4 separate regions of the Homo sapiens genome follow, and all the other regions are linked to region 4. A link is a loop called in an ENCODE intact Hi-C map of the cell type or tissue named here. Cell type or tissue: endothelial cell of umbilical vein. All regions are shown on one strand. Region 1 has its middle 10 kb from the start of C19orf53. Region 2 overlaps IER2 (immediate early response 2). Region 3 has its middle 18 kb from the start of IER2. Region 4 has its middle 17 kb from the start of YJU2B.

The links. Peaks named below come from ENCODE experiments on the same cell type or tissue, not always from the same donor. Only the 100,000 strongest peaks of a DNase experiment are listed, where the experiment ranks them.
Region 1: it touches region 4 in a loop (2.5-fold over the local background); 16 of 110 quality-filtered maps call a loop at or near these places.
Region 2: it touches region 4 in a loop (5-fold over the local background); 6 of 110 quality-filtered maps call a loop at or near these places.
Region 3: it touches region 4 in a loop (5-fold over the local background); 7 of 110 quality-filtered maps call a loop at or near these places.

Annotation. Positions count from the first base shown.
Region 1 is chr19:13,780,773-13,788,772 of GRCh38, forward strand. No RefSeq gene overlaps it. Among named protein-coding and RNA genes, the nearest start is that of C19orf53, 10 kb to the left of the region's middle. RefSeq lists enhancers at 5,087-6,048, 7,113-7,402. In endothelial cell of umbilical vein, a CTCF peak has its summit at 4,356 (motif pointing right); DNase peaks (open chromatin) are centred at 929, 2,879, 4,349 and 7,189; H3K27ac peaks cover 2,472 bases.
Region 2 is chr19:13,152,105-13,160,104 of GRCh38, forward strand. IER2 (immediate early response 2) reads left to right here. Exons shown (of 2, transcript NM_004907.3): 2 at 840-2,807. The coding sequence starts at 1,083. The coding sequence ends at 1,754. It also overlaps the pseudogene RPL12P42. Among named protein-coding and RNA genes, the nearest start is that of IER2, 5.7 kb to the left of the region's middle. RefSeq lists enhancers at 722-1,051, 1,038-1,921, 1,982-2,071, 4,582-4,731, 5,032-5,121 and 3 more and silencers at 1,702-1,811, 3,422-3,741, 3,952-4,221. In endothelial cell of umbilical vein, CTCF peaks have their summits at 1,548 and 3,117; DNase peaks (open chromatin) are centred at 917, 2,367, 3,007 and 3,607; H3K4me3 peaks cover 4,099 bases; H3K27ac peaks cover 4,669 bases.
Region 3 is chr19:13,164,041-13,172,040 of GRCh38, forward strand. No RefSeq gene overlaps it. Among named protein-coding and RNA genes, the nearest start is that of IER2, 18 kb to the left of the region's middle. RefSeq lists enhancers at 1,233-1,810, 3,262-3,889, 5,582-6,082, 6,083-6,583. In endothelial cell of umbilical vein, no CTCF peak of the experiment used is centred here; DNase peaks (open chromatin) are centred at 11, 591, 1,251 and 3,681; H3K4me3 peaks cover 475 bases; H3K27ac peaks cover 5,198 bases.
Region 4 is chr19:13,727,022-13,735,021 of GRCh38, forward strand. It overlaps a transcript of YJU2B not described here. Among named protein-coding and RNA genes, the nearest start is that of YJU2B, 17 kb to the right of the region's middle. RefSeq lists an enhancer at 4,794-4,843. In endothelial cell of umbilical vein, no CTCF peak of the experiment used is centred here; DNase peaks (open chromatin) are centred at 4,300 and 4,630; H3K4me3 peaks cover 730 bases; H3K27ac peaks cover 2,735 bases.

The sequences.
Region 1 (8,000 bases), 54 kb after region 4:
GGGGAGGAAGGCCAAGTGCAGTGGCTCATGCCTGTCATCCCAACTACTTAGGAGGCTGAGGCAGGAGGATCACTTGAGCCTGGGAGTTGAAGGCAGCAGTGAGCTATGATCTCACCACTGCACTCCAGCCTGGGTGACAAAGCCAGATCCCGACTCTTAAAAAGGAATGAAGCACTGATCCAGGAAACTACAAGAATGAGCCTGAAAATAAACTAAGTGAACAAAGCGAGACACAAAAGGCTACATCTTGAATCGTCCCACTTACATGAAATGTCCCAAACAGGCAAATCCATGGGGGGAGAAAGCAGATGAGTGATTGCCAGGGGCTGAGGGAGCGGGAATGGGGTTTCTTTTCAAGGGGTATGAAAATGTCCTGGAGTCAGAAGTGATTGTACAACATTGTGATTATACTGAACTGTGCACTTTAAAATGGTGCATTAGGCCGGGCGTGGTGGCTCATAACTGTAATCCCAGAACTTTGGGGGGCCAAGGCCGGTGGATCACTTGAGGCCAGGAGTTCGAGACCAGCATGGCCAATATGGCAAAACCCCAACTCTACTAAAAATACAAAAATTAGCCGGGTATGGTGGTGAGTGCCTGTAATCCCAGCCACTTGGGAGGCTGAGGCAGGAGAATCACTTGAACCTGGGAGGCGGAGGTTGCAGTGAGCCAAGATGGTGCCATTGCATGTCAGCCTGGGTGACAGAGTGAGACATGGTCTCAAAAAATAATTAAAATAAAATGGTGAATTTTAGCACCACCACCCCTCCCCGCCCAAACATGCAGAGAGAAATTTCATTAAAAAGTCCTAACTTAGCATCTTGAAAAATCAGGAATCAGGGCAGTGGAAGCCGCACGCATGAGATGGAAAGACTGAGTAGTCTGGCGTTTCCCAAGCTGCCAGGAAGGCCCCGCCCTCATTGTTTCTGGAGGGGGAGGGAGGGGCTGGAGGATGAATGAGGCCCAGATCTCAGACTGAGGGATAAGGGTAGCTCTTTCCTTTCTGGGCTTCCCTTTCACAGCCAATCCCCGGCCTCTGTTCAGGGCTGGGGATTGGCTGTTCCAGCTTCCAGGGCACACATCCTTGAGCCCCATCTAGGGAACCTGGTTTCTCTGGCTGTCTGCCCACCTCAGGCAGTAATTGACTTCTGCCCTTGGTTTTGTTTTATTTTTTTTTTTATTTTTTATTTTTTTGAGATGGAGTCTCCCTCTGTCACCCAGGCTGGAGTGCAGTGGCGTGATCTCGGCTCACTACAACCTCCGCCTCCCGGGTTCAAGTGATTATCCTGCCTCAGCATCCCGAGTAACTGGGACTATAGGCACACACCACCACACTCGGGTAATTTTTTTTTAGTAGAGATGGGGTTTCACCATGTTGGCCAGGCTGGTCTCGAACTCCTGACCTCTGGTGATCTGCCCACCTCGGCCTCCCAAAGTGCTGGGATTACAGATGTGAGACACTGGGCATGAGCTGTTTTTTTTTTTGTTTTGTTTTTTGTTTTTTTGTTTTGGGAGATGGGGTCTCACTATGTTGTCCAGGCTGGTCTCAAACACTTCTACCTCAAGCGATCTTCCTGCCTTGGCCTCCCAAAGTGCTGGGATTACAGGCATGAGCCACCCAGCTGACTTAAGGCCTTTCAGGTAGGGCCACTTGGCTCATTCAGTATTTTTTTTTTTCAGAGCAGGAATGAAAGTTTATTAAAAAGCCTTAAAACAATAAGGAAAGGAAAGAAGGAAAGTATAACTTAGAAGAGGGCCAGACGGGTAACTTGAGAAACCAAGTTCTCCTTGTTCAGTACTTATTGTGATTACTTTTATATTTTTTTAGAGACAGCGTCTTGCTGTGTCGCGACTGCAGTGGTGAGATCATAAGTCACTGCAAACTCAAACTCCTACACTCAAGTGATCCTCCCACCTCAGCCTCCCTAGTAGTTGGAACCACAGGCATGCACCACCACGCCCAGCTAATTTTTTTATTTTCCGTAGAGACAGGGTCTCCCTATGTTGCCCCGACTGATTTTGGCCTCAAGCCATCGTCCCACTTCAGCCTCCCAAACTGCTGGGATTGTAGACATGAGCCACCACACCCAGCTATTGTGACTACTTCATGCCAACCTCTCTTCTAGGCAGAACTAAGAACTAACATTCAGGCTGGCCGTGATGGTTCACGCCTCTAATCCCAGCACTTTGGGTGGCTGAGGCAGGTGGATCACTTGAGGTCAGGACTTCAAGACCAGCCTGGCCAACATGGTGAAACCCTGTCTCTACTAAAAATACAAAAATTGGCCGGCATCGTGGCACACACCTATAATCCCAGCTACTCAGGAGGCTGAGGCAGGAGAATCGCTTGAACCCAGGAGGCAGAGGTTGCAGTGAGCTGAGATCATGCTACTGCACTCCACCTGGGCGGCAGAGCAAGACTCTGTCTCAAAAACACAAAACAAAACAAACCTGACATTCCAGTGACAACAGAAAAAAGAGACAACACCAAGTTTGTATCCCCTTCCCATCCAGGCCACAGTCCTCCCTGCCTTTGTGCCCACAGTTCCTTCCCCCGAGACATCACCTCAGAGAAGCCTTCTTTGTCCCCTGCCCCCAGAAGTGGCCTGTTTGATTGTCTTCTTAGCCAGGGTCACTTTCTGTTACTTTCCTCTGTTTCTACTTTGCTTCTCAAGGACCCCGACTCTGTTCGGGGCTGTGTCTCAAGCAACTAGAACAGCTCACAATAGGCACTCGATGAGCAGGTGTTTATTGAAGGAACGGTTCCTTCTAAAACCTTTTGTTTCAGTGAATGAGTTATGATTATTCAATGGTTCATTCAGCCCCTTAGCTATAAACAATACACCCTTCCTAAACAATACACCCTCTCCGGAGTACCTGATTCATATCATTGTCTTTGAACTATTTTACAACTCTGTAAGTTGTGAAAATTGATAGCAATACAAAATAGTTCTTATCTACAGACATGCAAATGTCATATCCTGTCCAGCCTAGAGGTTCAGTTGACAACGCTTATTCCCCTGTGGAAAACCGAATTTGCCTACATTCACACCTTTGCTTCAACAGCTTGATTTCTAAAGTGTCTTTTTCAAGGTCAGGCACCCTGGCTCACACCTGCAGTCCCAGCACTTTGTGTGTGTCTGTGTGTGGTTTTTGTTAATGATGATGATGTTTTTTAGATCGTCTCCCTCTGTCACCCAGGCTGGAGTGCAATGGCATGATCTCAGCTCAGGGCAACCTCCGCCTCCTGGGTTCAAGAGATTTTCCTGCCCCAGCCTCCCGAGTAGCTAGGACTACAGGCGCGCGCCACCACACCCGCCTAATTTTTGTATTTTTAGTAGAGATGGGGATTCACCATGTTGCCCAGACTGGTCTCGAACTCCTGACCTCAAGTGATCCGCCTACCTTGGCTTCCCAAAGTGTGGGATTACAGGTGTGAGCCACTGCGCCCAGCCTAATCCCAGCACTTTGGGAGGCGGAGGTGGGCAGATTGCTCGAGGCCAGGAGTTCAAGACCAGCCTGGGCAACATAGCAAGACCCTATCTCTGCAAAACATTTTTAAAAATTAGCTGGGTGTGGTGGGGCATGCCTGGAGTCCCAGCTACTCCAGAGACTGAACTGGGAGGGTCACTTGAGCACGGGAGGTTGGGGCTGCAATGAGCCCAAATCGCACCACTGCACTCCAGCTTGGGCGATGCAGCAAGGCCCCATCTCAAAAACAAAAGTGTCTTTTTCAGACTCTCTTGAACATAACATCTGCCTGTTTCCCACATCAGTGAAATTAAGAGAAAAACAAGGCTAGGTGTGGTGGCTCACATCTGTAATCCCAGCACTTTGGGAGGCCAAGGCAGGCAGATCACCTGAGGTTAGGAGTTCGAGACCAACCTGGCCAACATGGTGAAACCCCGTCTCTACTAAAAATAAATAGATTAGCCGGGCGTGGTGGCAGGCACCTATAGTCCCAGCTACTCATGAGGCTGAGGCAGAAGAATCGCTTGAACCCGGGAAACGAAAGTTGCAGTAAGCCAAGATCGTGCCATTGCACTCCAGCCTGGGCAACAGAGCAAGCTCTGTCTCAAAAAAAAAAAGAAAGAAAAAAAGAAGAGACAAAAAAACACAAAAAAGAAACAAAAAAAATTTCTGACCTGGCGAACAGGAAGAAAAAAACATTTTAGCACCCATTCATCTTTATATGTTAAGGGAGTGGTGATTTTGCCACCTTCAAAAAATTAGCTTCCGGTCTTTCTATCTGGAATCAGAAAGGCAAGGGCCAGGACGGGGTGGGCTCTGGGCCAGGACGGGGTGGGCTCTGGGTGCCATCTGGCACCGGAGTTGGACACCAGGAGGCGCCTCTAACCGGGGTTAAATCCACCCGCAGGCTGGTGGCGTCTCGACCAGCCCAGGAATCCTGCATTCTGGCTCCCTTTGTGCCTCTGACGCCAGCCCCTTCGAGGAGCACCCCAGGGGCAAGGAAGGGCTTTCAGGCACTGCAGGTATGGGGTCTGGAATGTGCACTCACCCATTCCCCCTTCACCTCTCCCCTCAGGGCTCCCCAAACAGCCTCATTTTCCCCTTCACTTTCCTGGGTGACTTTCCCCTCCTGCACTCCCCCAAGCCCTGATTAGTGCTGGAGCCAGGAGCCCCAGACTCCGGAAGAACCCACACCTTGAGTTCTTTGCCAGGTTCTGCCACTTTTTGACTGTGTGACCGTCAAGTCCCTTCACCTTTCTGAGTCTCAGCCTGGGGCCGTGGCTCATGCCTGTAATCTCAGCACTTTGGGAGGCTGAGGCCAGCAGATCACTTGAGGTCAGGAGTTCAACACCAGCCTGGCCAACATGAAGAAACCTCGTCTCTACCAAAAGTACAAAAATTAGCCGGGTGTGGTGGTGCGCGCCTGTAATCCCAGCTACTCGGGAGGCTGAGGCAGGAGAATCGCTTGAACCCGGGAGGCGGAGGTTGTAGTGAGCCGAGATCACGTCACTGCACCCCACCCCAGCCTGGGCGACTGAGTGAGACTCTGTCTCAAAAAACAAAACAAAACAAAACAAAACAAAACGGGAGGCTGAGACAGGAGAATCACTTGAACCTGGGAGGTGAAGGTTGTAGTGAGCTGAGATCATGTCACTGCACCCCACCCCAGCCTGGGCAACTGAGACTCTGTCTCAAAAAAAAAAAAAATTAAAACCTTTCTGAGCCTCAGTTTCTCTGTCTGTTACATTGGGATCCCCACTCCCCCTCAGTGTGAGTTCAGGAGCCTAAGAATAAGGGACATACCAATTTTTTTTTTTTTTTTTTTTTTTGAGATGGAGTCTCGCTCTGTCGCCCAGACTGGAGTGCAGTGGTGCGATCTCGACTCACTGCAAGCTCCGCCTCCCGGTTCACACCATTCTCCTGCCTCAGCCTCCGGAGTGGCTGGGACTGCAGGCACCCGCCACCATGCCCGGCTAATTTTTTGTGTTTTTTAGTAGAGACGGGGTTTCACCGTGTTAGCCAGGACGGTCTCAACTCCTGACCTCATGATCCGCCCGCCTCGGCCTCCCAAAGTGCTGGGATTACGGGCGTGAGCCACCGCGCCTGGCGGGACATACCAATGTGACTAGGAGCTGCGCTTGTGTGCTGGGGGCAGAGCAGTGGGAACCCAAGTCCTGCCATCCCCCGTCCTCTCTGTCCCTCCCTAGCTCCCCTCTCCCAGGGACAGAGGCGTCATTAAATGTGGCTTTTCCTGACAGTTATTGGCCGGGCGCTGTGGCTCACGCCTATAATCCCAGCACTTTGGGAGGCCGAGGCAGGTGGATCACCTGAGGTCAGGAATTCAAGACCAGCCTGGCCAATATGGCGAAACCCCATCTCTACTAAAAATACAAAAATTAGCCAGGCGTGGTGGCGGGCGCCTGTAGTCCCAGCTACTCGGGGGGCTGAGGCAGGAGAATCGCTTGAACCTGGGAGGCAAAGGTTGTAGTGAGCCGAGATCACGTCACTGCACCCCACCCCAGCCTGGGCGACTGAGTGAGACTCTGTCTCAAAAAAAAAAAAAAATTAAAGCCTTTCTGAGCCTCAGTTTCTCTGTCTGTTACATTGGGATCCCCACTCCCTCTCAGTGTGAATTCAGGAGCCTAAGGATAAGGGACATACCAATTTCTTTCTTTTTTTTTTTTTTTGAGACGGAGTCTTGCTCTGTCACCCAGGCTGGAGTGCAGTGGCGCGATCTCGACTCACTGCAAGCTCCGCCTCCCGGGTTCACACCATTCTTCTGCCTCAGCCTCCCGAGTAGCTGGGACCACAGGCGCCCGCCACCATGCCCAGCTAATTTTGTCTTTTTTAGTAGAGACGGGGTTTCACCATGTTAGCCAGGATGGTCTCGATCTCCTGACCTCGTGATCCGCCCGCCTTGGCTGGCGGCGGGGATTACAGTGCTGGCGGCGGGGATTACAGTGCTGGGATTACAGGCGTGTAATCCCATTACAGGGAGGCTGAGGCAGGAGAATCCAGCTTGAACCCAGGAGGTTCAAGCTGCTTGAACTCCTGCTTGAACCCAGGAGGCAGAGGTTGCAGTGAGTCAAGATCCGCCACTGCACTCCAGCCTGGGCAACAGAGCAAGCGAGACTCCGTCTCAAAAAAAAAATACTTTGGGAGGCTGAGGCGAGCGGATCACCTGAGGTTAGGAGTTTGAGACCTGCCTGACCAACATGGAGAAACCCTGCCTCTACTAAAAATACAAAATAAGCCTGGCGTGGTGGCACATGCCTGTAATCCCAGCCACTCAGGAGGCTGAGGCAGGAGAATCACTTGAACCCAGGAGGTGGAGGTTTCGGTGAGCCAACATCGCGCCATTGCACTCCAGCCTGGCCTGGGCAACAAGAGCGAAACTCCGTCTCAAAAAAAAACAACAACAAAAAAAAAAAACAAAAAAACACAGTTATTCTTGCCTAAGCCTTTCTCTCCTGCCTCCACCTTCCCCCGCCTCGACCTGGCACGACCACTTCTCCTGGCAGGGCCCTGACACTTTGCCCATGAACTTCTGTTTCAAAAAGAAAGAAAAGAAATGCAAGAAGGAAATCTTGCCAGCTGCGCATGCCGGAGGGGCTGCGTCGTCGCGACCAGGAAGCAAGCGAAGCCTACCCAGCTGGTTTCCTGCCTGAGTCAACGGTGGCTGGGGGTGCTGCAGGGGGCTGGCAGAAGGGAGGGACCCTCAGAAAGCTAGGGTGGAGATATCCACGAGCTGGGGGTCCTTGTCTCCACCTTCATCTGAGCCCCCAGGGTAGCCCCATCTTCCACGGGTTGAGAGCACACGTGGTTTGGGGTCAGGAGCTGTACATGCCTAGACAGTGAGCTCACGCTGGGCGCGGGCAGGATCAATCTGGCTTCCATTTCCCCAAAGCCCAAGCTTGCTGGCTTTACTGAGAAGGAAGGACGCAGGTGGTTGGAACTACCCCCATCAAACTCCTTTTTTTCCTCTTTTTTTTTTTTTTTTTTTTTTTTGAGACAAGAGTCTTGCTATATTGTCCAGGCTGGTCTTGAACTCCGAGGCATAAGCGATCCTACCTCCTCTGCCTTTCAAGTAGATGGGACTGGCTGGGCACAGCCCCTCACACCTGTAATCCCAGCACTTTGGGAAGCCAAGGTGGAAGGATCGATCGCTTGAGCCCAGGAGCTCAAGATCAGCCTGGCCAACATAGTGAGACCCCATCTCTTTTAAAAAAATTGTTTTAAAAAATTAGCCAGGCATAGTGCTACACGCCTGCAGTCTCAGCTACTCACGAGGCTGAGGCAGGTGGACCACTTGAGCCCGGGAGGTTGAAGCTGCAGCAAGTCGTGATCACGCCATTGCACTTCAACCCACGCAACAGAGCAAGACCCTGTCTCAAAACAGGGTTAGCTGTTTGAAGGCAGGGCGTAGTGGCTCCCACCTGTAATCCCAGCACTTTGGGAGGCGGAGGAGCGTGGATGACCTGATGTCAGGAGTTCGAGACCAGCCTGGCCAACATGGTGAAACCCCATCT
Region 2 (8,000 bases), 570 kb before region 4:
GTAGGGCGGAGATTTTCTATCTGCTCTGTCTCTGCATTGCTGGGTTTCCAGCTCCCAACCTAACCCCGCCTCCCCGAACGCGGAGACGGAACTCGGCCCCCTTGTTTGGGGGGCGGCAGCCACGTGTTCACGGGGACTGTCGTGCGCGCCGGGTTCGCAGCCGTGCGAGCTCTGAACCCACCCGTGGAGCTCCTGTCGCGGGAAACTGCGGGGGAATGGCTTGGTACGAATCACGGGAACCCGTAGCCCGGGGCGGGTCACCGCCTACAAGCAAGGGCTGGCGTACGCTAGAGACCGAAGAGCTGGAGGCCCCAGTGGCCCCCTTTCACAGCAGTAGCAAATATTGTTTGTTTAGTAAATATTGGCCTAGTGACTCTGCCTTGGTTTCCCCACTTGAAGGAAGCAGATAGAACAGTATCCTCCGAGGAGTGGAGGCTGGGGATCGGTGAATTATTGATAAAAGGAGAGCTCTTAACCTAGCCTGGCACGTTGTAAGCGCTGTTAGCATGATTATTGGTGCAGAAAACACTCATTAGACACACCTGGTAAATGCTAAGAACAGTGGCCACAGGGGATGTTCAGGCTGGAACCAGGGTCTTCCCCTGTGTGAAGGGAAACTTGCTGCCCACGACCCACTGGGGCCTCCAGACGGGAGCATGTGGGTAGGCCGTGAGCTCCACCCCCGGCCCCCCTCCCTTGGGCCAAGGCGCTGATGCATCGGCGGGGCTCAGAGAAAGGAGCCCACCCAGAAAGCTCAGCGTGGAGTCGGGGGACGCTCCTCCTCGCCAGGGTTCCCGTCCCCTTTCCCTGCTGGGTAAATCGCATTCTGTCTCTTTAAGGAGTGTTTGGCCGCGACGAGTTGGAAAGCCCGGATGCGTCCTTCGGTTGGGCGGGGTGTCTCAGTGACGTCACTGGGGGTATAAAAGGGCCTGGGTGGCGGGCGCCTGGGCAGAGCGTCCTAGCAGTGTCACTGCGTGGGTTGGTTTGTGTAGAGAGGCGTGAGCGAGCCCGTTGTCCGGAGTGCACCTGCTGCCTGTTCTGTCCCTCCCGGGAGCCCCCGCCGCTGTCGCCGTCGAGTCGCCATGGAAGTGCAGAAAGAGGCACAGCGCATCATGACCCTGTCGGTGTGGAAGATGTATCACTCCCGCATGCAGCGCGGTGGCCTGCGGCTGCACCGGAGTCTGCAGCTGTCGCTGGTCATGCGCAGCGCCCGGGAGCTCTACCTCTCGGCCAAGGTGGAGGCCCTCGAGCCCGAGGTGTCGTTGCCGGCCGCCCTCCCCTCTGACCCTCGCCTGCACCCGCCCCGAGAAGCCGAGTCCACGGCCGAGACAGCGACCCCCGACGGTGAGCACCCGTTTCCGGAGCCAATGGACACGCAGGAGGCGCCGACAGCCGAGGAGACCTCCGCCTGCTGTGCCCCGCGCCCCGCCAAAGTCAGCCGCAAACGACGCAGCAGCAGCCTGAGCGACGGCGGGGACGCTGGACTGGTCCCGAGCAAGAAAGCCCGTCTGGAAGAAAAGGAAGAAGAGGAGGGAGCGTCATCCGAAGTCGCCGATCGCCTGCAGCCCCCTCCGGCGCAAGCGGAGGGCGCCTTTCCCAACCTGGCCCGCGTCCTGCAGAGGCGCTTCTCCGGCCTCCTGAACTGCAGCCCCGCGGCCCCTCCGACGGCGCCGCCCGCGTGCGAGGCAAAGCCCGCTTGCCGCCCGGCGGACAGCATGCTCAACGTGCTCGTGCGGGCCGTGGTGGCCTTCTGAGGACCCCGAGCGGCGCTGCCGGAGCCCAGAGCGCGCGTCGAACCGTCGGCCCGAGGGCGCAGACCTGAGGCGAGGCCACCCCCCTCCATCCTGGGGGAAGCGCCCGCGAAAACCGTGGAGAGAAGCCGCCGCCCGGGCTGCTGAGAGGCCCGGAGAGGGACTCTGTCCCCGGGGAGCCATCGCCTTCAGTGTGCAGGGACGGCACCGAGGAGTCTGAGCCGGGGGCGCGGGCGCCTTCCGCAGAGACCTGCGCCCACAGGTGCTGTCTTAGTGGACTGGGACGTGAACCTTTCGCTCTCCTTCTGGACTGGGAGAAGGGAGGCTTGGGTGTTGTGTTTTTTGTTTTGTTTGTTTGTTTGTTTTTAAAGATCTCCTCAGGGTCGGACTTCATTTTGTACTGTGGGCTGTGCTGGCCCTTTCAAGGTTTTTCAAGAGTTGGTTTTGCGTTTCCAACCTCGGAGAATTCCAGGCACTCCCCTTCCCCCTCCGCTGACATACTTGTATAAGCGGTCATCGTTGCGTCATGGGGCAGGCGTGGGGAGCTTCCTGTCGCCTTGCGTGGGTGTGGGGCCTGGGAGGAGGTCCTGGGGCGTGCACCCGCCCTGGGCAGTGGGGAGGAGAGTGGCCTGAGTTACTTCACCCCCGCGTGCTGCTGGTTAATGTCCCGCGTCTCTGCACCTTCGGGTGGGAGCGGGGACTGATCTACTTTCACATTCTCAAGTTTTTCTCATCTGCATTAGAGGTGCCCAGTAGGTTCCCAGGTTCCAGCGTGCCCCTCCCTCAGACACACGGACACAATCAGCCGAGAAGTTCCTGGTCTGAATCACGAGAATGTGGAGGGGTGGGGGGTGTCAGTGGAAAGGCATAAGGCTGAGCTGAGACCAGTTGCTGGTGAAACTGGGCCAATCTGGGGAGGGGAACATCCTTGCCAGGGAGTTTCTGAGGGTCTGCTTTGTTTACCTTTCGTGCGGTGGATTCTTTTTAACTCCGTCTACCTGGCGTTTTGTTAGAAATGTCAGATAGGAAAATAAAAACCATTTGAGTAAAAAAGCCGGTGCTGTCTGGTTTTCTGCTGTGGTGGGGGAGGGGCGGGGTTAAAGCGTCAGGGGCTGGCAGCCGCTCGCTGGGGCCCCAAGAACCGGTCTGACCGGTTACCACGTGGGCGAGAGAGGGTTGGGCCCCCTTTTCCTTGCCCGGGCATTCCCTAACTGGTGGAGCCCCGCCTCCCCCAGATTTGGGGGTTCCCTTGAAATTGTCCTACAACTCCGGGACAGGGAGATCGGGGCTTTCTGAGTTGAGACAATAGTGCTAAACACACTGCCCCAAGCGGAGCTGGGGATCGATTGCACGCACTTTGAAGCCTTGAAAGGTGGTAGATCTCGCCCCCACCCCCTAGACCAAACTGAATCAGCTGTGGCCGGGGCCCTACAGTATCAGGTGGAGCTGAGCGGGTGAGCTTTGAAGGGCTCTTTAGTCCCCAGTTCCCGTATCTTCCTCGAGGAATCGTTGTGTGTCTCAGGCAGGGACGTGCAGCCTCAGTTTCCTCATCTGTGAAATGGGCCTCTAAGCAGCTTCTCCACCCGGCATTAGGTTTTTAAAAATGCCCATTAGAGCCCTAGTTATTTTCTTGGGTCACTCCCCAGCTCTAGAATAACCACCCCGAAACGAGAAAGCCCTTTCAATATACCCCACGTAGGTTTAAGAGTGGGGTTGTGGGCGTTGCCCCAGGGCGAAGGGAGGGGGCCTGTCGGGAAGACAAAGGAGTCGCAGGTGCGGGGAGTGGTGGCGGCGGCAGGCGCCGGGAAAGCGCTCGCCCCGCCCCGCCGACGGCTGGCTCTGCCGCCGCAGGCTTCCCATGACCCCAGGGGAACTGACCCCGTGGCCACAGGGTAGAAGGAGGGGCAAGCCGGCCTCAGAACGTCTGCTGGTGGAATCTGGGAGCTTTGGCTCCCCTCCCGCCCAACCCACACCCCCTTTCCTCTCCTGTGTGGATTGTGAAGGAGAGCTTCTCACCGTTCTCCAGCCAAGCTCGCCCCCACGGCTGCCTGATTCCTTCCTGGGAACACGTGGGGGGACTTTTAAAAGGCGCCACCTACTCCGAGTCCTGACCCACCCAACTCTCCCAGGGGACGTGGGGGCACTGGAGCCCCACACCGCAGGCGGTAGCTCAATGCACCCGCGTCGGAGTTCCTCCCCCGCGAGCGTGGCAAGGCTCAGGGAAGTCCCGGGCCCCTGGGGAGGGGGCCTTGCCGCGCATCCTGTCGCAGGAACCGCCGGGCCCTTCCTTCCGCGGGAAGCGGCTTGGCCGACCCCCGCCCCCGCCCGGGCCTCTTGGGGGTTTCCGGTGCCCGGCCACCGTGGGGCTGGGGACTGAAAGTGATGGGACTGAAGATGGGGCTGGAACAAACACACTACAGACACATCCCCTTAAGACACACCCATCCCCAAGACCCCACTGGACCCATCAGAAAAGGCAGCATTGAACCTTGTCACAGCAAATAACATTGGTGAGGCCTGGACTAATTGATTGGACAATGGCTGTGAAAACTAAAAAGGTCACCCATCCTGTGACCAGCAGGTTCCAGCAGGGAACCCCAAGCCTGCTGCAGGAGACTCCAGAAAGGTGTTTGCTGCTGGCTTGTACTAAATTGGCACAAACTGCAAACAGCACAGCCTACATGCCCATCCTCCCAGATGGGTCCTCCCCAGAGGATAAAAGGCCGGAGCCAGACAGAACTACACACACAGGCCACACAGATAATTCGGTACCAGAAACATGATGCTGAGTGACAAAGGCCAGCTGCAGAAGTCAGGTAAGAAGCACATATTCTGGGCCGGGCATGGTGGCTCATGCCTGTAATCCCAGCACTTTGGAAGGCTGAGGTGGGCAGCTCACCTGAGGTCAGGAGTTCGAGACCAGCCTGATCAACATGGTGAAACCCCATCTCTACTAAAAATACAAAAATTAGCTAGGCAAGGTGGCAGGCGCCTGTAATCCCAGCTATCCGAAGGCTGAGGCAGGAGAATCACTTGAACTCAGGAGGCAGAGGTTGCAGTGAGCCGAGATGGTGTCACTGCACTCCAGCCTGGGCTACAGAGGAAGACTCTGTCTCAAAAAAAGAAGAAGAAGAAGAAGAAGAAGAACATATTCTGGAGGGAGGGAAACAACCAGGTCTACTTTCGTTTTCTTGCTATGCATCCTTGAGTGAGTCACTTGACCTCTCTGGGCCTGTTTCCCCAACCGTATACTGGGGACAATAATAGTCCCTGCCTTTTAGGTTTGTTGTAAGGATTGAGATTACACATGTAATCCTTACAACAAACCTAGCAGAGTGCTGGCACGTAGAAAATGCTAAATGTGCTGGGTGCCATGGTTCATGCCTGTAACCCCAAAAATTTAGGAGGCTGAGGTGGGAGGATCACTTGAGGCCAAGAGTTTTCAGTGCAATCATGGCTCAGTGTAGCCATGTAGCCTCGAACTCCCAGACTCAAGCAATCCTCCTACCTCAGCCTCCCAAGCAGGTTGGACCACAGGCTCAGGCACCATGCACAGCTAATTTCTTTTTTTTTTCTTTCTTTCTCTTTTTCTTTCTTTTCTTTCTTCCTTCCTTCTTTCCTTTTTCTTTCTTTCTTTTCTTTCCCTCCCTCCTTCCCTTCCTTTCTTCCTTTCTTTCCTTTCTTTCTTTCAACTAGAGTCTCTCTATCACCCAGGCTGGAGTGCAGTGGCTTGATTACAGTTCACTGCAGCCTCGAGCTCCTGGGCTCAGGCAATCCTCCCACCTCAGCCTCTGGAGTAGCTGGGACTACGCCACCACACCCAGCTAATTTTTCTTTTTTTTCTTCTTCTCTCTCTTTTCTTCCTTGTCTCTTTCTTTTCTTTTCTTTTTTGTTTTTGACAGAGTCTCGCTCTGTTGCCAGGCTGGAATACAGTGGTGCAATCTCGGCTCACTGCAACCCTGGCCTCCCGGATTCAAGCAGTTCCCCTGCCTCAGCCTCCGAAGTAGCTGGGACTACAGGCGCACACCACGACACCTGGCTAATTTTTTTTTTCCCACCGGTTGTCAAATGACCCTTTATTGAAATATTTTTCTTTGTGCTTCTTAACTAGCTGGGCATTTCACAGCACCACTGTGGGTTTTTCTGGTTTTTTGGGGTTTTTTTTTTTGAGTCGGAGTCTTGCTCTGTCGCTCAGGCTGGAGTTCAGTGGCGCGATCTCGGCTCACTGCAAGTTCCACCTCCCAGGTTCACGCCATTCTCCTGCCTCAGCCTCCTGAGTAGCTGGGACTACAGGCGCCTGCCACCACGCCCGGCTAATTTTTTTGTATTGTATTTTTAGTAGAGACGGGGTTTCACCTTGTTAGCAAGGATGGTCTTGATCTCCTGACCTCGTGATCTGCCTGCCTCGGCCTCCCAAAGGGCTGGGATTACAGGCGTGAGCCACCGCGCCCAGCCATCACCACTGTTGATGTCATCTATGATGTCACGAGGGTGGCGGCCATCAACATTACGGCCTACAGACTGGGCAGTCCCCAGGATCTCTTTGATGGTTCCAGAGAGTTCTCTGGCTAAAGATCGGTGCCACATCTGTCGAGTAATGTTGACGATCTCATCAAAAGTGATATTCCCATTGTGTCTAATGTTTTTCTGTTTCTTTCTGTCTCTTGGTGGTTCCTTGAGGGCTTTAATGATCAGGGCAGAGGCAGAAGGCACCACCTCAATCTGGGCCTGTCTGTTCTGAATGGTCAGTTTCACTGTAATCCTCAGGCCCTTCCAGTCACCCCATTGCCTTGGCAAGGTCATTACCAAGCTTTTTTGGAGACAGACCCAGGGGGCCGATCTTGGGGGCTAGTGCAGAAGTGGCACCCCCTTCACCCCGAGTGCACCTCAGGTATACAAATTTGATCTCGTTGGGGTTGAACTTTGGCAGCATGGTGGAGGTGATTGGTTTTGGAAAAACCTGGATTCTGGACAACCGAAGAAAGCTGCACCTTGGGCTCCTCCAAGCCGAAAGCCCAGCTAATTTTTTTTTTCTTTTTGACACGAAGTCTTGCTCTGTCAACCAGGCTGCAGTGCAGTGGTGCAATCTTGGCTCACTGCAACCTCCACCTCCTGGGTTCAAGCAATTCTCCTGCCTCAGCTTCCTGAGTAGCTAGGATTACAGGCACCCGCCACCATGCCTGGCTAATTTTTGTATTTTTAGTAAAGACGAGGTTTCACCATGTTGGCCAGGCTAGTTTCAAACTCCTGACCTCAGGTGATCCACCCACCTCGGCCTCCCAAAGTGCTGGGATTACAGGAATGAGCCACCGCACCTGGCCGAAATTTTTTGTATTTTAGTAGAGACGGGGTTTTACCATGTTGGCCAAGATGGTCTCCATCTCGACCTCGTGATCCGCCCGCCTCAGCCTCCCAAAGTGTTGGGATTATAGGCATGAGCCACCGCGCCTGGCTCTTTCTTTTCTAACAGGGTCTTGCTCTATTGCCTAGGCTGGAGTGCAGTGGCACGATCTTGGCTCACTGCAATATCTTCCTAACAGGTTCACGAGATTCTCCCACCTCAGCCTCCTGAGTAGCTGGGATTGCAGGTGCACACCACTGCGCCTGGCTAATTTTTATATTTTTTGCAGACACAGGGTTTCACCATGTTGCCCAGGCTGGTCTGGAACTCCTGAGCTCAAGTGATCTGCCTGCCTCAGCCTCCCAAAGTGCTGGGATTACAGGCGTGAGCCACTGCACCTGGACGTATTTATTTTTTACTTAGGATTTGTGCCCTAACTCAGAAGTTAATTCTGTTAATTCTACCAATGTCCAGCCTGAGCCTGAATGAGTGAATGAGGTTGTTTTGGGTAAACAGGTGTTACATGCTTAATGTTTATCATCTCATTAAATCAGTGGCTTCTACATGACTCTTAGAATTTCTCAAACCTCAGATGGTTGAGGGGTCAGGATATTTGTGATATTTTCATAACTACTGTACTATTATTATTATCATTTATAGACAGGGTCTTGCTATGTTGCCCAGGCTGGAGAACAGCAGCGCCATCATAGCTCACTGCAGCCTCCACTGCCTAGGCTCAAGCAGTCCTCCCACCTCAGCCTCTGCAGGAGCTGGGACCGCAGGCCTGTGACACCATGCCCAGCTAACTGTATTCATGTAATAGTTTTCTTTGCGTTAACCCACTTATTAATCACTCTCCCTATTTAGAAAGTAACAGTTTTTTAAAAGGTTACAATGAAAATAAAACA
Region 3 (8,000 bases), 560 kb before region 4:
GGCACCAATTAATTTCCTCCTCGGCCTGTCCACCCAGGGCCTCGGCCTGTCTGGTTGCCAGCTGCTCACCCTCAGCCAGCCCGCCCCCTCGGGCTCCCAGGGAATTGCCAACAGTTCTCCTCCTTCCTGCAACCCCCCCACCCCCAATCCAGGCCACCCCACCCAGCACAGTTAATCAGAAAAAGCTGACAGTTAGGACCTGGAGGAGTGATCTGAAATCAGATGGAGGAGGGGTGGGATGTTAAACTTTCGGACCCAGGGATGCTTGGGGTGGAGCGGGGGCATGGCTGGAGGGAGGCAGAGGATCCAGTTTTACTTAAGAACCCCAAATCAAAGGCTTGTAGCTTCCAGATGGGGACTGCAGGGAGGGCTGACCCCCTCCCGCATACACCAGGCGGGCAAGGTGGAGCGCCCCTCCTCGGAAATTGCCCCCCGCCCAAGATGCGTCAGTGACAGCTGTGCCTCCTCAGCCCGCACCCAGCCGGTTTCCTTTTCCTGTGCACACTCTCCCGATGGGCTGGCCTTCAGCCTGGAGAGACTCCACGGCCCCTTGGAAGGGGCTCCCCAGAGGGTCTTCCTGGACGAGGGGGAGGGGACAGGCTGAAGAACAATGGGGCTTCTGTGGCTGCAGGACGCCAGGCACTTCCTGTTAACCCTTTCCTCGGGGTGCAGCTGCAGGGAGCACCTCCCAGGTCCCGCCTTGTGGGAAGGGGCAGAGGCAGCCTGAGGGGAAATCTTGTTGCGGGAATTAACTGTTGTGTTAATTGAGGCTTTTGTGAGTGTACTTAGGAGGGGTGAGGTGAATCACACCTTTTCTCACTTGATGGAGTTACAGGGCTTTCTCCTCTATTGCTGAGGGCTGTGCAGTCAGGGACGGGGCAGGGCTAGCCTGGGAGAAGCCTGTGCACTGAGCTCAGAGACGTTCAAGGCTTTTCCCCAGATAGGTTACACCAGGATCTCCAGGGCATGGACAGGGATGGGGTCGGGGAACCCAGGCATCCTAGGTGAATCCAAGGAACAGCCATGTCTGCAAACCACTGTTCTAGCTGCCTTGCTGGGCTTACCTAGGGGCCACGATCCCTGAGTCAGTTCCCTTGGCAGCCTGGGTCTCAGTTTCCCTTGGCTTGTAGAAGTTCTTTCAGGGGCCTACCAAGAGGACACGGCAGTCTAGGAGCTCCCTAAGGGGCAGGAGTGGGCTGGGAGCCTTGGAAACGGTTTGTTTCTCCTGGGAGCCCTGAGAAGTCATGTTGGGGGAATTAACTGCTGTGTTAATTGAGGCTTCAAGCCAAGTCCCCTCTGTTTACACAGAGAGTCTGAGAAATGCCCTCGGAAGATTCCGAGAGCCTCCAAAGGCCCCAGAGACTTTGCTTCTGCCCTGGAGGCTTCTGGTTTTTTACGGGTAAGATAACCTCTCCCATAGTCAAGAGAGAGACTTACTGATGCTTATGGCAGCCCCAGGCCCTGAAGGTATGCTGTACTTGGTCACTTCCGTGCATTTGTTTAATCCTCACCACAAGCCTGGGTCAGGATAAAAAGTAGGCACTTCACTCTTTTTTTTTTTAGGGGTCTTGCTATGTTGCCCAGGATGGTCTTTAACTCCTGGGCTCAAGTGATCCTCCTGCCTTCGGCCTTCCAAAGTGCTGAGGTTACAGGAATGAGCCACCGTGCCCAGCCCAGCCCTAAAGTAGGCCTTTTTTTCCCCCCGCGACGGAGTTTCACTCTTGTTGCCCAGGCTGGAGTGCAATGGCACGGTCTCAGCTCACCGCAACCTCCGTCTCTGGGTTCAAGTGATTCTCTTGCCTCAGCCTCCTGAGCAGCTGGGATTACAGGCATGGGCACCATGCCCGGCTAATTTTATATTTTTAGTAGAGAGGTGGGGTTTCGCCATGTGGGTCTCGAACTCCCAACCTCAGGTGATCCGCCCGCCTTGGCCTCCCAAAGTTCTGGGATTACAGGTGTGAGCCACCGCGCTCGGCCTTTTTTTTTTTTTTCCTTCTGAAGTGGAGTCTTGTTCTGTTGCCCAGGCTGGAGTGCAGTGACGCGATATCAGCTCATTGAACCCTCTGCCTCCCAGGTTCAAGCAATTCTCCTGCCTCAGCTTCCCAAGTAGATGGGATTACAGGCATGCACCGCCACGCCCAGCTAATTTTTGTATTTTTAGCAGAGATGGGGATTCACCATGTTGGCCAGGCTGGTCTTGGAACTCCTGACCTCAGGTGATCTGCCTGCCTCAGCCTCCCAAAGTGCTGAGATTACAGGTGTGAGCCACTGTGCCCCACCAGGTAGGCACTTTCATTAGCCCCATTTTACAGATGAGGGAACTGAGGGGAACTGAGGCACAGAGTGGTTAAACAAAGTGTCCAGGGTTACCCTGTCCAGTAAAGCAAAGCCCATTGACATTCTTCCTCTCCTGGATTTTTTTTTTTTTTTGAGATGGAGTCTTGCTCTGTCGCCCAGGTGGGAGTGCAATGGCCCAATCTTGGCTCACTGAAAGCTCTGCCTCCCAGGTTCAAGCAATTCTCCTGCCTCAGCTTCCTGAGTAGCTGGGATTACAGGCGTGCACCACCGTGCCCAGCTAATTTTTGTATTTTTTTTTTTTTTAAGTAGAGACGGGGTTTCACCATGTTGGTCAGGCTGGTCTCGAACTCCTGACCTCGTGATCTGCCCGCCTCGGCCTCCCAAAGTGCTGGGATTACAGGTGTGAGCCACCACGCCCGGCCGGATTTTTCTTCTTTTCTTTTCTTTTCGGTGGGGAGGAGGAGAGTGTGAGGACCTTTGTCCTGGTTGGTGAACTTTTGCTTAAACCCAGCTTCTATCTCTGGTTCTCAGATAAGGAACCAGCTCCTTCTGGGAGCTGAGAGCCGCACCCCAGGTCTCCTTGCCACTCCTGGGCTACCTGTTTTCTCTTTCCTCATATCCAGGGCTGATCACTCACCAGGTTCCCTCTTAGAATCATTTGCCACTTCACTTCATTTTCCTCTCTTCTCCCCTTTCTGCAGGATGAACACTTCCCCAGGGGTCAATCTGTGCACGCTCAGTCCAGGGGCTGGGTAAAGACAAAGTTTTTTGTTTGCTGTTGTTCACTTGTTTATTTAAATTTATTTATTTTGAGATGGAGTCTCGTTCTGTCACCCAGGCTGGAGTGCAAGGCGCGATCTCGGCTCACTGCAACCTCCGCCTCCCGGGTTCAAGCAATTCTCTGCCTCAGCCTCCTGAGGAGCTGGGATTACAGGTGTGCACCACCATGCCCGGCTAATTTTTGTATTTTTAGTAGAGATGTGGTTTCACCATCTTGGCCAGGCTGATCTTGAACTTCTGACTTCGTGATCCACCTGTCTCAGCCTCCCAAAGTGCTGGGATTACAGGCGTGAGCCACTGCGCCCCACCCTCACTTGTTTATTTACTTGTTTTGTAAACATTATTTACTGAGCATGATCAAACTGCTAGACTGGAGAGGCTGCTGCAATCTCCTCCCTCTGCCCCCGCCATTTCCTGGTACCCATCCTTGCTGGTGGTGTCTGCAATCAGCGGGGCCCTGGCTGAGTTCACGGGAAAGGAAATGGCTCATTGCTTCAGCCTTTAGACCGGGGGGCAGGGAGGGCCTGTCGGGAGGCCGCCTAGTCAGGGGCGTGTCAGAGGCCAGAGGGGCCGGGGCCCAGCAGCTGGGGCTTGGTAAGCTCTGGAGCCTGGGCTCCAGGCCAGCTCGCTGCCAACCTCCACCTGAGACCACCCCACCCCCAACCCCCTTCCTTCTCTCCCCTGCTGCCGAGGCGCGCCCTTCCGGAGTGAAACTTTGGTTTCTCACGACCCGGAAGGCTTGAAGCAAACCTGCAATTACTCACTGCCTGGTCTGTGCGGGCTGCAGCTCTCAGACTCAGGATGAGGTGGCGGTAGGTGGGGTGGGGCTCTTGGGACCCTTTTACCCCTTCGTGCTGCTGGCTGGGGGAGGCCACTAAAGTCTGCGCGCTGCCTTCCACGCGTTCTCCAGACACTTTCCAAATCCCTGCGGACACTACCTTATAAACAGATACTGGAATTTTCAAAGTACTGTCATGCTGTTTGGGACCAGAAATTCCCTCCCATGAGGGTTGGATATGAAGCCAGTTTGGAGGGGGAAGCTGAGGGTGCATGCCCCTGGATCTACCAAAGCCTTCTCTTCAGTCTGGGAGGTTTTTTTTCTTTTTCTTTTTCTTTTTTGAGACAGAGTCTCACTCTGTCGCCCAGGCTGGAGTGCAGTGGTGTGATCTCAGCTCACTACAACCTCCACCTCCCAGGTTCGAATGATTCTCCTGCCTCAGCCTCCCGAGTAGCTGGACGACAGGCGTGCGCCACCACACCTGGCTACTTTTTGTATTTTTAGTAGAGACAGGGTTTCACCATGGGTTTCAGAGGGTGCAGTGGCTCACGCCTGTAATCTCAACACTTTGGGAGGTCGAGGCAGGTGGATCACTTGAGGTCAGGAGTTCGAGACCAGCCTGGACAACATGGTGAAACCCTGACTCTACTAGAAATACAAAAATTAGCTGGTGGTGGTGGCATGCACCTGTAGCCCCAGCTACTCAGGAGGCTGACTCAGGATAATCAGGAACCCGGGAGGAGGAGGTTTCATTGCTCCAGACTTTGAGACTCCATCTGAAAAAAAAAAAAAAATTAAGCCAGGCAAAGTGGCTGATGCCTGTAATTCCAAAGCTTTGAGTGGCTGAGGTGGGATGATCACTTGAGGCTAGGAGTTCGAGACCAACCTATGCAACATGGCAAGACCACCACACCCCCATCTCTGCAAAAAATTAGCCAGGTGTGGTGGCGCACACCTGTAGTCCCAGCTACTCTAGAGGCTGAGGCGGGAGGGTGGCTTGAGCCCAGGAGTTTGAGGCTGCAGTGAGCTATGATCATGTCACTGCACTCCAGCCTGGGTAACAAAGCAAGGCCCAGTCTCAAGAAAATCAGTTATTTTTGCATATGTATGGCGTACATAAGAACATTTGTTACATGTCTATAATGTAACCTCTCTCTGCTTTGCTTTGCAGCTCTGGCAGGGGCAGGGCAGCAGTGCTATGATGAGGCCACTTGTAATTGGGGGTGTTCATGGGAGGGCCTTTGTTCTCTGAGCACTGAGTGGGCACTGCTGTATCTCCATATGCCTGGGATCCTCATTGGTTCCCCTCCTTTCTCCCAGGCTTGTGCCTCTTTCTTTTACTTGACTTTTTTTTTTTTTCCACCCAGGCTGCCGTATAGTGGTGCCATCTCAGTTCACTGCAACCTCCACCTCCCAGGTTCAAGCAATTCTCCTGCCTCAGCCTCCCCAGTACCTGGGACTACAGGCATGTGCCACCATGCCTGGCCGATTTTTGTATTTTTAGTAGAGACAGGGTTTCACCATGTTGGCCAGGCTGATCTCAAACTCCTGGCCTCAAGTTATCCATTAGCCTCAGCCTCTGAAAATGCTGGGATTACAGGCGTGAGCCCGGCCTTTCTTCTTTTTCTTTTTTCTTTTGTTTGTTTTTTTAGAGACAGGGTCTCACTCTGTCACCCAGGTTGCAATGTAGTGGCATGATCATAGCTCACTGCAGCCCTGAACTCCTGTGCTCAAGTGATCTTCCCACCTCAGCCTCCCAAGTAGCTGGGACTATAGGTGTACATCACCATGCCTGGCTAATTTTTTAATTTTTTTTGCAGATATGGGGTCTTGCTATGTTGCTGAGGCTGGTCTCCAATTCCTGATTTCAAGTGAGCCTCCTGCCTCTGCCTCCCAAAGTACTGTGATGAGCTACTACGCCTGGTCATTGTCCCTCTTTCTCATGACTCTCTGGACATCCCTGGGGTGGAGGGTGGGGCAGGCACACACATCCCTCAACTTCCCAGTGGTTCCACGATGACTAAGCCAGCCCTGTCCCTGAGGCTGGGAGTCTGGAGCTAGGATCCACCCCCATGGCCTCATATCCCAACCTTGAGCCTGGGTTTCTGGTCAGACTGGACGGGCTAGCTCGGTCTCCTTAACTCTCAGAGTTGCCTTGTCCAGGCCCAGCGGGTCCCACACAGCCAGGCACACCCCACCCCACAGGGCTCCTGGGAAATTCTCTGCCCCACCCTCAGGCTGCCTCAGACAGACTGAGGTTACCTGTGATTGTCCCAGATAACCCGAGTGAGCCCATCCTCTGCTCTGGGTGGCTCCCTCCCTGGCAGCTGACCTGTAAATTTTGAAAAGATGGGGACAATGCTCAGCTAGGAGGGATGCTCCTGCTGTCTTCCCTGCTGGCCTGGCCACTCCCCAGACTGGACAGGTCCCTTGGCAGCTCTTCCCAGCAACCCAGGCAGCCCCAAGCCCCCTCTTGCTTGGTGTTCCAGGCCAGTGAGAATCTCACTTCTTCTCCAAAACTTTGTCTTCCAACTCCTGTTTTGTTGTGTTTTGTTTTTTTATTGAAACAGGGTCTCATTCTGTTACCCAGGCTGGAGCTCATGGCATGATCATAGCTCACTGCAGCCTCAAACTCCTAGGCTCAAGCAATTCTTCCCACCTCACCCTCCTGAGTAGCAGGGACTACAGATGTGGGCCACCATGGTCAGCTAATTTAAAAAGTTTTTTTCTTAGGCCAGGCATGGTGGCTCACGCCTGTAATCCCAGCACTTTGGGAGGCCGAGGCAGGTGGATAACAAGGTCAGGAGTTCGAGACCAGCCTGGCCAACCTGGTGAAACCCCTGTCTCTACTAAAAATACAAAAATTAGCCGGGCGTGGTGACAGGCACCTGTAGTCCCAGCTGCTTGGGAGGCTGAGGCAGAGAATTGCTTGAACCCGGGAGATGGAGGTTGCAGTGAGCTGAGAACACTCCACTGCACTTTAGCCTGGGCGACAGAGTGAGACTCTGTCTCAAGAAAAAAAAAATTATATATATATAAATTAGCCAGGCATGATGGTGAGTGCCTGTAATTCCAGCTCCTTGGGAGGCTGAGGTGGGAGAATCACTTGAACCTGGGAGGCAGAGATTGCAGTGAGCCAAGATTGCTCCACTGCACACCAGCCTAGGTAATAGAGTGAAACTCCATCTCAAAAAAGAATTTTTTTTTTTCAGAGATGGGGATCTCTCTGTGTTGCCCAGGCTGGCCTCAAGCAATCCTCCTGCCTCAGCCTCCCAAAGTGTTGGGATGACAGGCATGAGCCACTGCGCCCGGCCTGTGGTTTCTCCATGTGGGGCCAGATCACTCTTTGTGCAGGGAGCTACCCTGTGCATCTTTGATGTTGAGTAGTAGCCCTGGCCTCAACCCTGTGCCAATGAAAGATGTCTCCAGATGTTGCCAAATGTTGGGGTGGGGTGGGGCGCAGCCTTGCCGCCTGCTTCACCTGTTCTACCTGTCCATACTCATACCAACCTGCAAAGTAACTTAGACCGTGTGTTTTCTTTTTCTTTTTTTTTTTCTGAGATGAGGTCTTGCTTTCTCCCAGGCTAAAGTGCAGTGGCACGATCTCAGCTCACTACAACCTCTGCCTCCCAGGTTCAAGCGATTCTCCTGCCTCAGCCTCTCGAGTAGCTGGGATTACAGGCACCCGCCACCATGCGCAGCTAATTTTTTTATTTTGAGTAGAGATGGGATTTCACCATGTTGGCCAGGCTGGCGGCTCGAACTCCTGACCTGACCTCAGGTGATCCACCCGTCTCGGCCTCCCAAAGTGCTGGATTACAGGTGTGAGCCACCGTGCCCAGCTGGAGCATATGTGTTCTTTTTTTTTCTTTCTTTCTTTCTTTCTTTTTCTTTTTTTTTTTGAGACGGAGTCTTGCTCTGTCACCCAGGCTGGAGTACAGTGGCGCCATCTCGGCTCACTGCAAGCTCCGCCTCCTGGGTTCATGCCATTCTCCTGCCTCAGCCTCCCAAGTAGCTGGGACTACATACAGGTGCCCGCCACCACACCCGGCTAATTTTTTTGTATTTTTAGTAGAGACAGGGTTTCACCATGTTAGCCAGGATGGTCTCGATCTCTTGACCTCTAGATCTGCCCGCCTCGGCC
Region 4 (8,000 bases):
CCCGTCTCTACTAAAAATACAAAAAAATTAGCCGGGCGTAGTGGCGGGCGCCTGTAGTCCCAGCTACTTGGGAGGCTGAGGCAGGAGAATGGCGTGAACCCGGGAGGCGGAGCTTGCAGTGAGCCGAGATCCCGCCACTGCACTCCAGCCTGGGTGACAGAGCGAGACTCCGTCTCAAAAAAAAAAAAAAAAAAAAAAAAAAAAAATAATAATAATAATAATAATAGTAAGGCCAGGTGCGGTGGCTCACGCCTGTAATCCCAGCACTTTGGGAGGATGAGGCAAGCAGATCACGAGGTCAGGAGTTCGAGACCAGTCTGGCCAACATAGTGAAACCCCGTCTCTATTAAAAATTACAAAAAAATTAGCCGGGCGTGGTGGTGGGCACCTGTAACCCCAGCTACTCAGGAGGCTGAGGCAGGAAAATTGTGTGAACCCGGGAGGCAGAGGTTGCAGTGAGCCGAGATCGCGCCATTGCACTCCAGCCTGGGTGACAGTGCGAGACTCTGTCTCCAAACAAACAAATAATAACAATAATAATAATAATAATAATAATAATAATAATAATAATAAATAAAAGACACTAGTCCAATATTTCCAAAAACAAACAAACAAAAACACTAAGCTGTGGCTGGACGAGGCAGCTCATGCCTGTAATCCCAGCACTTTGGGAGGCCAAGGCAAGAGGATCACTTGAGGAGTTCAAGACCAGCCTGGCCAACATGGCGAAACCCTGTCTCTACTGAAAATACAAAAATTAGCCAGACGTGGTGGCAAGTGCCTGTAATCCCAGCTACTCGGAAGGCTGAGGCAGGGGAACCGCTTGAACCCAGGAAGCGGAGGTTGCAGTGAGCCGAGATCGCACCATTGCACTCCAGCCTGGGTGACAGGACGAGACTCCATCTCAAAAAAAAAAACTAAGCTGTTATATAACAGAGACCCAAGAATGTAGCAGTTTCAAGAATATCCAAGAATGAAGTCATTTTGGACTGGGGCCCACCTTAATGACATCATTTAACTTGGTAATATCTGCAAATAGATTTCCAAATCAGGTCTCATTCACAGACACTGAGGGATAAGACTTTGACATATCTTTGAGGGGACACAAGGTAACTCCTAACAGCCATCACCTCGAGCACTGTCCCCGTTGCAGGGTTGATGCTGGGATGGAGGAATGTCCCTGTTTCTACTCCATGGAGGAGAAAGAGCACAGAGTAGCCCACACTTGGTGTTAGAAGGCCCGTACCCAGAAATGCCATGCCTCATCACTGTTCATTTTTCACTGGACGGACGGTGCCCTCCATGGCTACACCTGGCTACAATGAAGGCTGGGACAAGTAACCCTTAACTGGGCCACCATGCAAGGTGAAACAGCACCACTGCTATGCAAGCAAAAGAAAGCAAACTTTGGTCTGGGCACGGTGGCTCACGCCTATAATCCCAGCACTTTGGGAGGTCGAGGAGGGCGGTTCACGAGGTCAGTAGTTCGAACCCAGCCTGATCAACATGGAGAAACCCCATATCTACTAAAAATACAAAGGGCGTGGTGGCATGCATCTGTAATCCCAGCTACTCGGGAGGCTAAGGCAGGAGAATCACTTGAACCCAGGAGGCAGAGGTTGCAGTGAGCTGAGATCGCTCCATTGCCATTGCACTCCAGCCTGGGCAACAAGAGTGAAACTCCGTCTGAAAAAAAAGAAAAAAGAAAGAAAGCAAATTGTACGATGCCAGCTTCCCCTAATCTGAGCGTCTTACATAACCATGCCACATTTGTCAAAACTATGATATTAACATTGGTACAATACTATTAAGTAGACTTCATTCAATATCACTGTCTTTTTTGGCCAGGCCCGGTGGCTCACGCCTGTAATCCCAACACTTTGGGAGGCCGAGGCAGGCAGATCACTTGAGGTCAGTTCAAGACCAGCCTGGCCAACACGGTGAAACCCCATCTCTATTAAAAATACAAAAATTAGCTGGGCATGGTGGCACAAGCCTTTAATCCCAGCTACTCTGGAGGCTGAGGCAGGGGAATCGCTTGAACCCAGGAGGTGGAGGTTGCAGTGAGCCAAGATCATGCCATTGCACTCCAGTCTGGGTGACAGAGCACGACTCTATCTTGGGAAAAAAATAATAATAAATTTTTTTTAAATAAAATTAAGGGCAGGGAGTGGTGGCTCACGCCTGTAATCCCAACACTTTGGGAGGCCAAGGCAGGTGGACCATGAGGTCAGGAGTTCGAGACCAGCCTGGCCAATATGGTGAAACCTCGTCTCTGCTAAAAATACAAAAATTAGCCGGGCATGGTGGCATGCACCTGTAGTCCCAGCTACTCAGGAGGCTGAGGCAGAAGAATCGCTTGAACCCGGAAGGCGGAGGTTGCAGTCAGCTGAGATCGTGCCACTGCACTCCAGCCTGGGCGACAGAGCGAGACTCCATCTCAAAAAGAAAAATAAATAAATAATAATAACAATAATAATAAAATAAATTAAATTAAGTCTCTTGCTCACAAGAGGATAAATGATAGGCATGGTTTCAACATGCTTTTCTAATAGCAATGAGATGGGACATTTCAACTCTTTAGACACTTTTCCCCTTGGCTGTATATTTTTGTGCCACTTCCTGGAATTAAGAGCATATTGTGGGCCAGGCTTAGTGGCGCACGCCTGTAATCCCAGCTACTCGGGAGGCTGAGGTACAAGAATCACTTGAACCTGGGAAGAGGAGGTTGCAGCGAGCCGAGATCACACCACTGCACTCCACAGCCTGGGAGACAAAGTGAGATCAGTCTCAAAACAAACAAACAAACAAACAAACAAACAAACAAAAAAACGTTAAAATGAAGGCTATAGTTTAGATTCATCCCCCCCACCCAAGGCCAACCACCCATAACCACACAAAGTTTGTCATCTTGATTCCCCTGAAATGCTAGCTCTAATCATAAATGAAACATGAAAATGTAAGTTTTACATCCTTGTCAGCATGATTCAGTGAAATTAAACCAATCGGCTGTAGACAAATGAGCTTAAACGGGTCTATTTGCCTTAAAAAGAAGTTAATGTAAAACAGCCAATCACAAAAAAGCTCAAAATACTTCCTCCTTTATGCCTTATAAACTTGCCCTAACTGCTGTAAGAGAACTTCTTACCACTTGATTTGACATCTCCTGAATCAAGACTTGCTGTATGACAAAGAACTTTTAATTTTTTTCTAACTGTATCTGATTTTATATATGTATGTATGTATGTGTGTGTGTGTGTGTGTGTGTGTGTGTGTGTATATATTTGTTTTGTTTTGTTTTGTTTTAGACAGTCTTGGCCTATCATTGAGCTGGAGTGCAGTGGCATGATCTCGGCTCACTGCAACCTCTGCCTCCTGGGTTCAAGTGATTCTCAAGCCTCAGCCTCCCGAGTATCTGGGATTACAGGTGCCCACTACCATGCTGGGCTAATTTTTGTATTTTTGGTAGAGATGGGCGTTCACTATGTTTGCCAGGCTGGTCTCAAACTCCTGACCTCAGGTGATCCACCCGCCTCGGCCTCCCAGAGAGCTGGGATTACAGGCGTGAGCCACCGCGCCAGGCCTGATTATATTTTTGACACTAAAAGTATCGTATGCAGGAAGACAGCTGGCACACACGGAAACTTCATGCAAATAGAATGAAGTATGCTCTCTAAAAGACAAATTAGAAGAAGGTGCCCTATCCTCCAACTTGGAGAACACAGCCTAGGCCGGACTTCAGCCCCATTCTCATGCCCTCGGCCAGGCACACTTGTTCAGGGCACAACCTGCACAATCGTACACAGTGGCCCTGACTATGTCTGTATGCAACTACAAAAACAATAGGCCGGACGCGGTGGTTCACGCCTGTAATCCCAGCACTTTGGGAAGCCGAGGTGGGCAGATCACAAGATCAGGAGTCCCAGAACAGCCTGGCCAATATGGTGAAACCCCGTCTCTACTAAAAGTACAAAAATTAGCCGGGCATGGTGGCGGGCCCTTGAAGTCCCAGCTACTCGGGAGGCTGAAGCAGGAGAATTGCTTGAACCCGGGAGGCAGAGGTTGCAGTGAGCCGAGATCGCACCACTGCACTCCAGCCTAGGCGACAGAGCAAGATTCAGTCTCAAAAAAAAAAGTGAAGAGAAAAGAGGATCCGGTATCCAAATGTGTTTTATATAAAATGAATCGTTTTCAGTGCACTGAGGAAGTTTTCTATTTAAAGAAATCCTGCTGTGAACTCTTTTGTGAAGAATGCTTTCCTAATGGAATTAGTCACCACTGAGTCATTTCTGCAAACTTCAGGTTTGCGGTTTTGCCTAAGCAAGATCTGGCCGGAGAAGTGAGATAAATTATAGATGTCGCTAATAAATTACAGATTACTCAAAGGCAAAAGAGGAAAGAAAAAAAAAAATTGACTCGTGTATATGAACCGAATTGAGTCAGGGGTCTCCACCGGCGCTTAATCATGGCCGAGATCCTCCTGCTTCTGCCTGTCCTTTGGTAGACACACGCTACAAGTCAGCTTCTGTCCATCGAGGAAGGGAACGAACTAACAACAAAGAACAATTAAGAGAAGGTTGGCCCCGTGAAAACAAGGGACCATTGAAGAGCGAGTAAAGGCTTGGCCACGTTCTGGCCCCGCCCCACCCCGGTCGCCCTGACAACAGCGCCGGCGTCTGGGCTGAGCTTCGGACTCGCAGCCAGCCTCCCACAGGCCACCGCGCGCGCTCACTTGCGCATGCGCCTCGGAGCTGGCTTCAACCAGCGAAGGCTGAACCCGCTTCCAGGGTCCTCGCCGAGCTGGGAGTTAGGATCCGAGGGGGCCAAGAGGGATAAGAAAACTTCTCTGGGTGCCCACGTGGTACTGAGCGCCCTTGGGAGGGCTCTGGAGAAGACCATCGCCTTCCAGGGTAGCTCCCTCCCTCAAAGGTTTGAGATCATGGTCCAGTTCTCGGGTCTCCCAGCCTCAGTTTCCCCATTTGTAGGAAAGGCGTTCACAGCCTCTATCTCAGAGGAGGCTTTGAGGATTCAGAGAGCTCAGAAGAGGGTAGGCTTTGTGGTGAGCGCTGGGTAGGACTTCGGGGTGGGAGTGGTGGGCTGAAGAGTCCCCGACAACAGCCCGAGGAAGTATTATTATTGTTCTTATTTTACAGGGAAGGAAACTGAGGTCCAGAAAAGTTATGACTCGCCCCAAGGGGATTGCCTGGCAGGACGTGAAGGGGAAGAGGCCCACCCTGGAGTAACCCTCACTGGAGAATCCAGAGGTGAGATGAGCCTTGTACCTATCTCAGCAGAGGGAGTAGGATAATATTTAAATATTAAGGGTGGGGAGAAGGAATGAAGGCAAGAAATAAAATGCCCAAAATGCCCCAAACGCCATCCGGACCATAAAAGTGATGGCGATAGTGTTGGACTTAGGAGCTCAAAGATGCTAACCTTGACAGGCCTGGTGGCCCAAGTCTGTAGTCTCAGCTACTTGGAAGGCTGAGGCAGGAGGATCGCTTTAGCCCAGGAGTGCCAATCCCTCCTGGGCAACATAGTGAGATCCTTGTTTCCTTAAAAAAAAAAAAAAAGTGCATACTTTCTTTCTTTTTTTTTTTTTTTTTGCGACAGAGTCTCACTCTGTTGCCCAGGCTGGAGTACAGTGGCACGATCTCGGCTCACTGCAACCTCTGCCTTCCCGGTCCAAGCAGCTCTCCTGCCTTAGCCTCCCAGTAGCTGGGACTACAGGCATGCACCACCACACTCAGCTAATTTCTGTATTTTTAGTAGAGACCGGGTTTCACCGTGTTGGCCAGACTGGTCTCAAACTCCTGACCTCAAGTGATCCACCTGCCTCTTCCTCCCAAAGTGCTGGGATTACAGGCATGAGCAACTGCACCCGGCATAAAAAATGCATACCTTTTGAAATTTTTTTTTTTTTTTTGAGACGGGGTCTTGCTCTGTCACCCAGGCTGGAGTGCAGTGGCGCGATCTCGGCTCACTGCAAGCTCTGCCTCCCAGGTTCACGCCATTCTCCTGCCTCAGCCTCCCGAGTAGCTGGGACTACAGGTGCCCGCCACCTCACCCGGCTAATTTTTTGTATATTTAGTAGAGACGGGGTTTCATGGTGTTAGCCAGGATAGTCTCGATCTCCTGACCTCGTGATCCACCTGTCTCGGCCTCCCAAAGTGCTGGGATTACAGGCATGAGCCACCACGCCCGGCCTTGCTGGAAAATTCTTAAGCCCACCTGGCATCTCCATCTTAGTCAAACGGCCCACCAACTTCCTGTTCAAACTGAGCTATTTTGATTTCTGAGTTTGTTAACCTTGGCACTACTGGCATTCGGGGCCGGATCATTCTTTGTAGTGCAAAGGCTGTCCTGTGCACTGTGAGAAGTTGAGCAGCATATCCAGCCTCTGCTCATTAGACGCCATAGCCAGGCACGGTGGCTGACGCCTGTAATCCCAGCACTTTGGGAGGCCGAGGTGGGTAGATCACCTGAGGTCAGGAGTTCAAGACCAGTCTGACCAACATGGAGAAACCCTGTCTCTACTAAAAATACAAAATTAGCTGGGCGTGGTGGCACATGCCTCTAATCCCAGCTACTCGGGAGGCTGAAGCAGGAGAATCGCATGAACCCAGAAGGTGGAGGTTGTAGTGAGCCGAGATCATGCCATTGCACTCCAACCTGGGCAACGAGAGTGAAACTCCATCTCAAAAAAACAAAAAACGAACATTAGACGCCATGAACACTCCCTCCCAACCCAATTTGTCACAACCAAAAATGTCTGCAGACATTGCCCCTGAAGGGGTGAAGATGGCTCCTATTGAGAAACACTGGCCATGAGCCAAGAATTAAAAGAGAGAAATCTGTTAGTTTTCACTAAATAGATTTGAATTCTTTATTTTATTTTATTGTTTTTGTTTCATTTTATTTTGAGAGGCAGGATCTCACTCTGTCCCCCAGGCTGGAGTACAGTGGTGCAATCATGACTCACTGTAGCCTCCAACTCCTGAGCTCAAGGGATCCTCCCACTTCAGCCTCCCTAGTAGCTGGGACTATAGGCATGCACCACCCTGCTTGGCTAATTTTTGTATCTTTTGTAGAGACAGGGTCTCACTATGTTGCCCAGGCTAGTCTCAAACTCTTGGCCTCAAGAGACCCTCTCACCTCAGTTTCCCAAATTGTTGAGATTACAGGCGTGAGCCAGCACGCCTGGTCTTGAATTCTTTAACCATTGTCCTCTACCAGAAAGTATACACTATATTAATTCTCTCACTGTAGAGATTGTTTTTTTTTTTTTGAGATGGAGTCTCGTTCTGTCACCCAGACTGGAGTGCAATGGCACGATCTTCACTCACTGCAACCTCTGCCACCGGGTTCAAGTGATTCTCCTGCCTCACCCTCCCAAGTAGCTGGGATTACAGGGACACACCACCACGTCTGGCTATTTTTGTATTTTTAGTAGAGACAGAGTTTCACCATGTTGGCCAGGCTGGTCTTGAACTCCTGGCCTCAAGTGATCCGCCCGCCTCGGCCTCCCGAAGTGCTGGGATTACAGGCGTGAGCCACCGCGCCCGGCCCTTTTTTTGTTTGTTTTAAGACAGGTTCTCACTCTACCACCCAGCCTGGAGTGCAGTGCTGCAAACATAGCTCACTGCAGCCTCAACCTCCTGGGCTCAAAGGGTCCTCTCACCTCAGCCTCCCAGGTAGCTGGGATTACAGGTGTGCTCCACCATGCACAGCTAATTGGTTTTTGGTTTTAGTTTTGGTTCTGTTTTGTAGAAGTGAGGCCTCACTTTGTTGCCCAGGCTGGTCTCAAACTCCCTGGGGCTCAAGTGATCCTCCCACCTCAGCCTCCCAAAGTGCTGGGATGGGCACAAGCTTCTGCACCTGGCTAAGATTCTTAAAATAGCCAGATTTTCTGGAAACTGGTTGACCCAGTTGGATTATATGAAACACAATGGATGATTGTAATCAACAGTTCAACTGAGTGGAACTAGCCCTGGCCAAGG